Regions from separate parts of the Homo sapiens genome. Here region 2 is linked to region 1. A link is a loop called in an ENCODE intact Hi-C map of the cell type or tissue named here. Cell type or tissue: Calu3. All regions are shown on one strand.

The links. Peaks named below come from ENCODE experiments on the same cell type or tissue, not always from the same donor. Only the 100,000 strongest peaks of a DNase experiment are listed, where the experiment ranks them.
Region 2: it touches region 1 in a loop (2.6-fold over the local background); 1 of 110 quality-filtered maps calls a loop at or near these places.

What each region holds. Positions count from the first base shown.
Region 1 is chr3:89,922,836-89,927,835 of GRCh38, forward strand. No RefSeq gene overlaps it. Among named protein-coding and RNA genes, the nearest start is that of EPHA3, 820 kb to the left of the region's middle. In Calu3, no CTCF peak of the experiment used is centred here; no DNase peak of the experiment used is centred here.
Region 2 is chr3:90,008,627-90,013,626 of GRCh38, forward strand. No RefSeq gene overlaps it. Among named protein-coding and RNA genes, the nearest start is that of EPHA3, 900 kb to the left of the region's middle. In Calu3, no CTCF peak of the experiment used is centred here; a DNase peak (open chromatin) is centred at 1,895.

The DNA.
Region 1 (5,000 bases):
GGAAGAAGGCATTAATCAGTTGCTGCAGCTTATGAGATAGGAGATCAGTCTCAAATCCATCTTCCTGACCAACAAAAATTGGGATTTATATAGTGGGAAGGAATGTAACTACAAGCAGGTAAACAAGAAATAGGAAAGAATAAGTAAATCATGAGGGATAAAGGGTCTGGCTTCTACTTGTCTGGATGTTGTGATCTGGTGAGTTTCAGTCCCTTGATATTATCTGGGAGGCCTGTGGGCCAGTTTCCTGAGGAAGGTACTCAGATAAGACAAATATTAGTTTAAAGCTTTAAGACTAGGAGGGTCAATTTCTATGTTTGTTTTAAAAGACTGTAAACATCAGTTCTCTAGGACAATTGGGTTGGTTTCACTATGAGGGTAGCCATTTGTTCAGAGTTCCTCAGAACTGGTCATGTACTCTCCCTCCTTGATAATGCTTGTGAGTAGAACTAATTGAGTCTAGGAACTTCTTTTGCACCATCCTCAAATCCAGACTCAGTCTTCTGGGACTCTGTGTATGAGACATTAAGTTAGTTCATCCTAAGTCAATGAAGGAAGATGCTTAGAGATACGTCTTCTCAACTAACTTGCATACGACTTCAGTTCACTCTCCTTTCCTTTTATTTCTGGACCTGAGGTATCTTCTTAGTCAGTATACTCCAAAATATAATCATTTTTATATTGGATATAATCTATTATAATCCAAGTGCTCCTCTATATCTCTTATGAGTCTTGTGGTCTAATTGCCTTTCATGTCCTTTAAAGAATTGGGTTCTGTTAAACTACAAATAAAAATTTATACAAACAGAATTCAAATGTGAGGTTTACCACTTTTGGTATCATAATGGACTCTTTAATATTAATAATCATTCTTGGGGTGGAATAGAGAAAGACAGAGAAAAAGTCCCAAGAATGAACAAACAATACTATTAAAAAAAGAAATGGTAAATTTTAATATAGCTGCAAAAAAAAAGTTATTTCTTTTTAAAGGTTTAGGAAAAAGCACATTGTATTGTGATCTACCTTCATAATTTTACTACAGTAAATGTGAAATGATATTTTCATGATTCTCCTCTTTTCAAGCACTTAGTAAAATGAATATATTTTGAATCTCAATTCAAAGGAAATCTTCACTAGTCCCATTGAGGCAATCTGGCTGATCAGCAACATTTGGTGCAAATAGTAATCAAGCTTAAAAATTATGCAAAACATTCTTCACTTCTCAAGAATTTCACTGAATTATTTAAAACTCAGTGGTGGAAACAAGCAGCAGCTGTGGTGTGAAGGGAGTGGGGATTTGCAACGAGGCACAAAGGATTGGAATGCTCAGTAAGTATAACTCATGTAGTTGCACATCCTTTCTCTAGCTAGACCCTGGTAAAATCATGCTGAAATCTAACTGTGCAACACACATCATTTACCCAAAAAGGATTTTTTTTTTTGTTTTCAAGTAAAAAGTGTTTGTCACAGTATCTTGCCATCTGCTTAAAACTTTCAAGCAATATTACATAACTCCATCTCATTTGTATGGGCTGTGTATTGACGTGATGTTAACTGCATAATGTGTTAATGGCTGAAATGTATAGCAATGGCATAGACCCAAATGGCACCAAAGCAAGAATCAGCATTATACTCTTCCCAAAAGATTGTCACTTTGTGGAAAACAGTGTATGATAAGTTAGACAACAAAAATAAAATAATAAAGAAGAAAGCAAAAACAAAAGCAAAAAACTTAAGGAGTTATTGTAAAGCTAAATATTACTTTCAGTTATATCGAGAATATAGTAGAGATGGCAGAGACTTGGCTGTCTTGACACATTCTTTGTTGCATAGCAATCAGTAACAAAATTCCATAAGATAAACACATGTAACTATAGTGATGTTTCTGCTTTTGCTTCTATCAAAATCCCAAGTTAGACAGAAAAAGATGAAGGTGAGTAGAAATGCATATTGACCTGTTTGCCACACTTATGTTACTCTATTGGCCTATGATCTTGAGAGCCACCTATCAATTATACTTTCAACAGGATGATAATAGGCTAATGTCTTTGCTATTTCTTCAGACCATCGCACACTCTCTCCAAAAGTAGATAACATTTCTATGATTCACATTTTTGTCTCAAGTTAGAAGATACGTTAAATCAACTGGGTGTATATTTATAAAAATTTTATTATACAGTCTTGGAACTTTGAGATAACCAGAAGAGTAAAACATGGACCCTCTCTAAAAAGAATTTAAAATCTTGTTTGTAAATATGTGTGATTTAGCAAACCAGACACCTGCAGCTATTGACCATTAAAGAATGCCCATGTTGCACATAAATTTAATGATAATAAACATTTCAAAATTTAAACTTTTGAGTAATATATATTAAAACTGATAGAAAGGAATATATTTTCCTTGTTGATATGTTAGGAAATGCATTCTTCTGTGAATAGGTATAAACATGTCCAAAAGGTGAGGATTCTTTTCAAGCCTCCTTATACATTGGGGACGAAGAGGAGATAAAAATAGTCAAGGTGGCCAGGCACGGTGGCTCATGCCTATAATCCCAGCACTTTGGGAGACAGAGGTGGGCAGATCACGAGGTCGGGAGATCGAGACCATCCTGGCTAACACAATGAAACCCCGACTCTACTAAAAATAGAAAAAAAAATTTAGCCGGGTGTGGTGGTGTGCACTTGTAGTCCCAGCTCCTCGGGAGGCTGAGGCAGGAGAATTGCTTGAACCTGGGAGGTGAAGGTTGCAGTAAGCCGAGATCGTGCCACTGCACTCCAGCCTGAGTGACAGAGTGAGACTTCATCTCAAAAAAAAAAAAAAACAAAATTCAAGGTTATGAGATTACTCCATTAATTTGAGAAGAAAAATTAAAAGACGTTTCTCCTGGCCTGAGTATGACTTGCCAAACAACTTCTTGCTTTGTGGATTCTCTCTCTTAATGGAGGAGACAAAAAAAAATGAGCAGTTGAGAGAATGAATAAGAAAGGAAATTATTATTGGAAAGAAAGTAGGCATCTTGGACATCTTAAATGGAAATAAAGAGAAGAAAGCGGGAAGACCTGGTTGCAAAGAGAGCTTCAGAGAGATCATAAGAATTGGTAAAGCTGAGCTCAACAGTAACTTACTTAGCTCTATCCCAAAGATAGTCAGTTAAATAAAGAGGCTCACAGGATGCATTTTCTCTCTCTTTCATGCTTTTCTTTTTCAAGGAAGCGCCTCTATTATATGTTGTCTCACAGAGCATGTGGTTAGTCATATTCCAAGTAATTTTGCTTGAAATAATATGGTTTTATTGAAAACACGAGCAGGAAACAAGAAGTGTTTATGTCTCAGATGAGGATTGTCATAAACATTTTGCACAATTTCACTGTATGACGTGTCTACTCTAAGTGTATGTGACATTCTAAATTGCCTGTGGGAAAGCATGAGACCAAAGAGAAATTAAAGTAATTCCTAAACTAGAGGGAAAGCCTAAGCCTTTACTCATTTTATTTTACATTGTGAATAAAATAGCTTGCTGTCTTTTAAACTTCTAAAGCCACAGTGATAGCGATATTTTTATTTTTTATCTTTATACACTTAAAGTGTGTTCTTTTTAACATTTCAAAAAGAAAGAGTTATAGAGGGCAGAGTTGTGGAAAAAGTATTTATATTGATATAGTATGCTAAAATTTGCAGATTACTTTTACACGCATAACATAGTTTAATAATTATAATCACCGTATAAGTTAGTATTAACGTCTTAGTTTTACTGATGATAACGGAAGAGATTAAATTATTTGCCCAAGGTATCCTAAATAAATACTGGCAAAGTCTGGATATAACCCAGCGCTTCTGACTCCATGTTTGATAGTTTTTCTACCACAATGTGTGCTATTTTGCTCCTTTCTGCCTTCGTTTCTCCACTCTCTTTTAAGCCATCAGTAACATCTGTTAACACTATTTTTCCCCCCTCTTTGCATGATTTGCCCTTTTTCATAGAGCAGACTCATAAGTAGCAGATTGTTTTAATGTTCTGACCCTTAGCCAACTCAAACATGATACTAGTAGAGTAAACCTACACCTTCATTGATTCCTTGATGTATTTTACATTAATAAGAATGCCAGAAGAGTCTCAGCAAAGCAGCTATCTGGCTAAATGAATTTAATTTTCCCTAAGGAAATAGACACAGTGAGATAGAACAAGCCTTAAAATCTTAGGCCACAGGGCTCATTAGACACATCCATACAAAACTGAAACTTTTCCTTATTTTTGTTCCTTTTTTTATTCTTCCTAAGTTCCCACATAGTACTTCTCTCCAGATTTTGCTTTTATAGGTTGCTTCTATTTTTCACCCTTTTTCTTCCCAGATACCCATTTTGCTCTGTTTTTAATCTGTTTCTAAAATATATTGTAGCTTTGCAAACTAATATATCACACTTTTTTATTGCATGGTCTCTTTTCCAGTCATTGATTCAGCAAATATTTGCTGTGTAGTCGAATTTGTGCTATGCATTAGTGACAAAAACACGTTATCTTTTAAAAGTTATTTCAAGTCACTTTCCCTAATTTAGAGAGAAATATAAATGCAAGTTGTTGTGCAGCTTGTTAATAGACAGTGTAAAAAGAGCTTCAGAAACAATGAGAGTGGCAGGAGGCAACCAAATGTCTGGTTAGATAGGGACGGGTCCCAGTGAAACCCCACCTCCAAGCTGAAGGCAGTTTAAAGCCTGAAAGCCAAGCCACAAGTTAAATCCTCAGACAGGCTTAAGAGCTTGTCTTCCTGTTTGGAGTGTTTTCCTCTGATTGGTCCTCATCCTTCACCTATTTTACACATACCTACCCTTTCCTAATTGGTTTTCTACATTGTCATGCCCACCTTTGAGTGGTGTCTTTGTCTTAAACTTTTTTTGCATACTCACATACCAATCAGCATGCACTCCCCATTCTAAGTTCATAAAAGGCCCCAGAACCCAACCACATGGGTGACTTTCCTGCCTTTGGGTAGGGAAACCAACT
Region 2 (5,000 bases), 86 kb after region 1:
AAGATGTGAAGTGACCCCCTTTCACATGGTAAATTTCCTGAAGTCACTTTCTCTTCTTGTTCTTCCCTTCTTTTCCCTCTTTTTCTCCAATTTCCATCTCCTTCTCCAAAAACCAGGTTGTGTTTCCACTAGACACACGGAGCAGGTTGAAATAATGCCTGTTGTGTCATAGATGGCAATGCAATGGAGGAGCATCCTCTTATTAGAAACTGTGTCCATTCAGTATCCTCTAAATTAATCCAATTCTGAGCACAAAACAGGGTAGAGACAAGTGTACATTATTATATGTCATATCATTTGGTGTCAAGGAGCGGGGTAAAATGGAGGAAGTTTAACTAATATAGTAATTTTAATGTGACTATGAAAATGTAAGGCATTTATTCATGCTCCCATAGTGTGTTTTCTGAAAGCTATTTGGGAAAAAGAAAAAGTTTTTAGAACTTAGTTTACTCAATCTATGTTTAGTAAAACAAATCAGAAATACTTATGCTTTTATTTTGCCCAGTGTGCAAAGGTGAATATTTCATTTGCTTATGTAAGGAAAAATGAAAATTACTAAAATGCATAAAAGAATTATCTAAATTATGGCTAAGCATATTTTAAACAACATACATATTTTACTTTCTCTGAAACAAAAAAAAATTAATTTATAATTTAAATGTATTTTTTCATTTCTTGTTTGCAGGAAAACCAACATAAACAACACACTTCAGTTTAAAGGAGAAAATGGATACTTTATCAGTCAATAAATAACATGTGTATTTGTCAAGGGCCCTTTTCCTATTTTTACTAAGTTATTACAGCTTAAGGGTCACCATCCATGGGCCTTAATTTTCTCAACTGCATTCTAAAAGTACAACATGAATGATCCTGATAAGTATAACCACCTCTTACAAAGTAACTATTTCTGTCTTTAAAAATAGAAAATAATTTATTTATAAATAAATATTCTATAACTACTGCTAGAAATAAAACTAAGAGATATACATAATGTTGTTATTCAGAAGTATTTTTTCCTGTCACTCTGAAGGCATTAATTTCATTGGTTTTATGATATCTGCAATCTTATGGGTTTCAAAATGTTCATATATTCTGCTGTTAAGGCAAATACTAAATGACATTTGCAATTATTCACACCCAAAATAAATTTTGCTTGAGTCATGATAAAAGAAATCTTTCAAAAATTAACTGAAGGGAAAAAAAAATAAATCCCCTCTCTTCAAATCATAGTAAAATATAGGTTCCGGGTAGGTACATTACTGTTATAGTTAATAGAGTGAAATTGCTCAGAGTTTGATCTGTAAGATTAGGGCAATCAGAATTTAAATTCTTCTCTACTGCTTCCCAGTAATATAATCTTGAAGTTACTCAAAGCCCTTTTCAGTTTTATTTTCAGTGAAATGAAGAAAGGCAGAACCATTGTGACTAGCAAATCACACACATATAAAGTAGTTAAAAGAGTATGTAGCATAGAAGAAGCATGCAATAAATGTCAGCTACCGTTTACTTTTGAACAAATATTTATTGAGTGATTACTACATACTTGATATTTTTCTAGTTACCTGAGTGACAGTACTGAACAAAAGAGACTAAAATATCTTCCTTCATGAAGATTACATTCCAATAAGAAGATAGACAATAAACAATGTATAAAATATATATTCTGTTTATTAAAAGTACTGCATAGAGGGGGATGCAACTTTAGACAGGACAGTGGGAGAAGTATCACAGGTGGCATATGTGAGAAAGGACTAAAGGAAATGAGAAAGTAAGCCATGAAATTTTTAGGAAGATGAAAGTTTTCCAGGCATAGGAAACTGCAAGCGTAAACGTTCTGTTCCTCTAGAGGAACAACAGAGATCAGTATGTCTGGAATGCAGTGAGCCAAGTGGCATGTAATATAAGCAATAAGAGGGGTGAGGTGGGTGGAAGAACAGTGGAACTTATCATGTAGGGCGTTGTGGCTAATAGTAATTCAATGACTTAAACTCTGAGTAATATGGGAAGTTATTGGAGAGTTCTGAGCAGAAGAATGGCATGATCAGACTTTTGCCAAAAGTCCTGTAGCTAACAATAGACAAAAGTGTCCTCTAATCATCATAATCAAGTAAACTATCTATTCCAGTTAGAGAAATACTGCTGTCAATTCTCTTATAATTAAGGGCTAATTATAAAGAGCTCTGTAATGCAGTGACCATACATACTTTAGAAGAGAATTTCCCTACCATTCACACATAACTAGAACTTTGGACTCCAAATTCTATTTTGATGTACCTATCATCATTTAGAAATATAATTTACAAAATGCTGATTACAAAATATACATACTCTGTTTTATTCAAAATTAAAACTGTGAAAGGATTTAGAGAAAATATTCCCTTGGCCTTATGTAGAATAGTCAGACAATTTTGTGGCTTTTTTATTGGTAACATCCACAGCTAAGTGATAACTAAATGTTCCTATTCTTCTAGTTGACGGGCAGTAAATATTCAAGACAATGATGAGGGCATCATCCAGTGTGATATTCCGGATGGAAGTCCACACCACGTAAGTTAGTGTCCCTCTTGTCTCTCACATGAGCTGAATTTTCAGGAAAGCAGAGAAGTCAGGCAATCAGCCAACGGTCTGTGTTGCTTTCATTACAGACCTGCAAAGCATTTAAATCTTCAGAAGAGAAAGTTTCTGCCTTCTTAAAACCAGCTGTACACCAGCCACTCTCAATGGTCCATGAGGCACCCAGCTCAGAGAATTCCACTTCCCCCTAAAGATCGGTCAGAACTGCTGGGAAAAGCAAGCACTTCAAAGTAACACAGAGGTCTGGTGAATGTTCGGCTCACTTCAGAAAGCATTTCCCTGCTCAGAGATAAGGGGGGAAGCTGCAATATTCTGAAAGTTTGCAGAATCATGGCATTGCTCCCACCTGCTTTTCTGTTTCACCCTGAAACTTAAGTCAATCAGGAGGCCTGCTTCGTGCACAGTTGAACACAAATAATAACTGTCTGGGAAAATACAGCAAAACAATAGACATCTTTACAATTACGATTTGGGTGCTGGAGCATACATGTGAAACAAATGTGCTACCAAAGACTGTGACTTCCAGAATCTTGAAAGTGTTGTATAGTATTTCCGACTGCCAATTGTGTAACTGGCAAGTTGGACTTCAAACTGTTTTCTCAATACAGTTGACCCTTGAACAGTGCAGGGGCTAGGGGAACCAGCCTCTGGTGCAGTCAAAACTCCACATTAATTTTGACTCCCCAAAATCTTAACTGCTAATAGCCTACTGTTGACGAGAAGCCTTATGATAACACAAGTGGTTGGTAAACATATATTTTGTTTGTTATATGTAATATATACTGTATTCTTACAATATTGTAAGCCGAAAAAAAGTTAAGAAAATCACAAGGAAGAGAAATATACTTATTATTCATTAAGTGGGAGTGGATCATCATAAAGGTCTTCATCCTCATTGTCTTCCCACTGAGCAGGTTAAGGAGTAGGAGGAAGAGAAGGGGATGGTCTTGCTGTCTCAGCAATGGCAGAGGTGGAAGAAAATCTGCATAAAAGTGAACCCACACAGTTCAAACCCATGTTGTGTAAGAGAATACATTTCTCTTTCCTTTTTACCTTATCTGTAAATGATTAATTCCCTTTTCTAGAATGACAATAGCTAAAATTCCAATTCAACATCTACACAGCTACCTCTAAGGTCTCATCGATGGTGCAAGAGATTAACTGGACCTGGTAAAGATTCTCTCTGGCACCAAGGGACTGGCTCTGCAGGAATCCAGCTGGCCTCTTTTGTTCCACAGAGTAAACATAGCTTATTTCATTTAATCTCAATCACATACTATGGCAACTATGTGCATAGGTCCCATCTTTGAAGACATCCAAAAGGAAGATATTCTTATGCTACTTGTAGTTTATTGTTTTCTTTCCCTTTTTTTTTTTTTTTTTTTTTTTGGAGACCGAATCTTGCTCTGTTGCCCAGGCTGGGGTGCACTGGCACGATCTTGGATCACTGCAACCTCTGCCTCCCAGTTTCAAGCGATTCTCCTACCTCAGCCTCCTGAGTAGCTGGGATTACAGGTGCAAGCCACTACACTCGGCTAATTTTTTGTATTTTTAGTAGAGATGGGGTTTCACCATGTTGGCCAGGCTGGTCTCGAACTCCTGACCTCAGGTGATCCACCCACCTTGGCCTCTCAGAATGCTGGGATTACAGGCGTGAGCCACTGCACCCGACCTCTGGTTGTTTTCTTAGAATATGATTGCCTACTCAAAATAATTAATTAAGACTATAGAACTGCTTTTAAAAGTTAGCGATGTGATAATTAAACATAAATCATCATCATTCACATAAGAATTTAAAATAGTCCCAAATGAAGAGACAGCTAGCATTAAAAACAATTTCTACTTTTATGAGTTAAATCAATGTCATAAGCAAAATAGTTTTCTTTTAAAAAATTATCTGTTCTCTATCTTTAGAATCTTTCTGCCAAATCCCCTTCCCACACTTGTCAAGTCAAGTATATCTTACACAGCCCACATTCTCCCACATCTAAATTATTTGGGTTTGATTGCCAGCCACATGAAATGTTAATCAAAGTAAATAGTTATCACTTATTTTTAGATAGGGTGACACCTGGCATTTTTCTTTCCTCACTATCTTCTCAAAACCTCTCTTATTCTGATAATCAAACGTAACCCCTTTCTTATCTTCTCCAACAATGATCAATGGCTTCCCTCATTTTTGTTAATTTGGACTACTCAAAAACAAAAGTATCTACCATTTTAATATGATTATTGTAATTGAGGTGCAACTTGGTGTGATTTAATATAACAATACATTGATACGTAGCATTAGGAAAAATATAGTGCAGCTTTAAAATATATATACAGACAATTCAAGAGCAAAAATGTGTAATGCCCATTCTTGAGGTTGACTTTATCTATGGATCCATCTGTATCTTCATTCTGTCCATAAAAGTCTCCTAGTT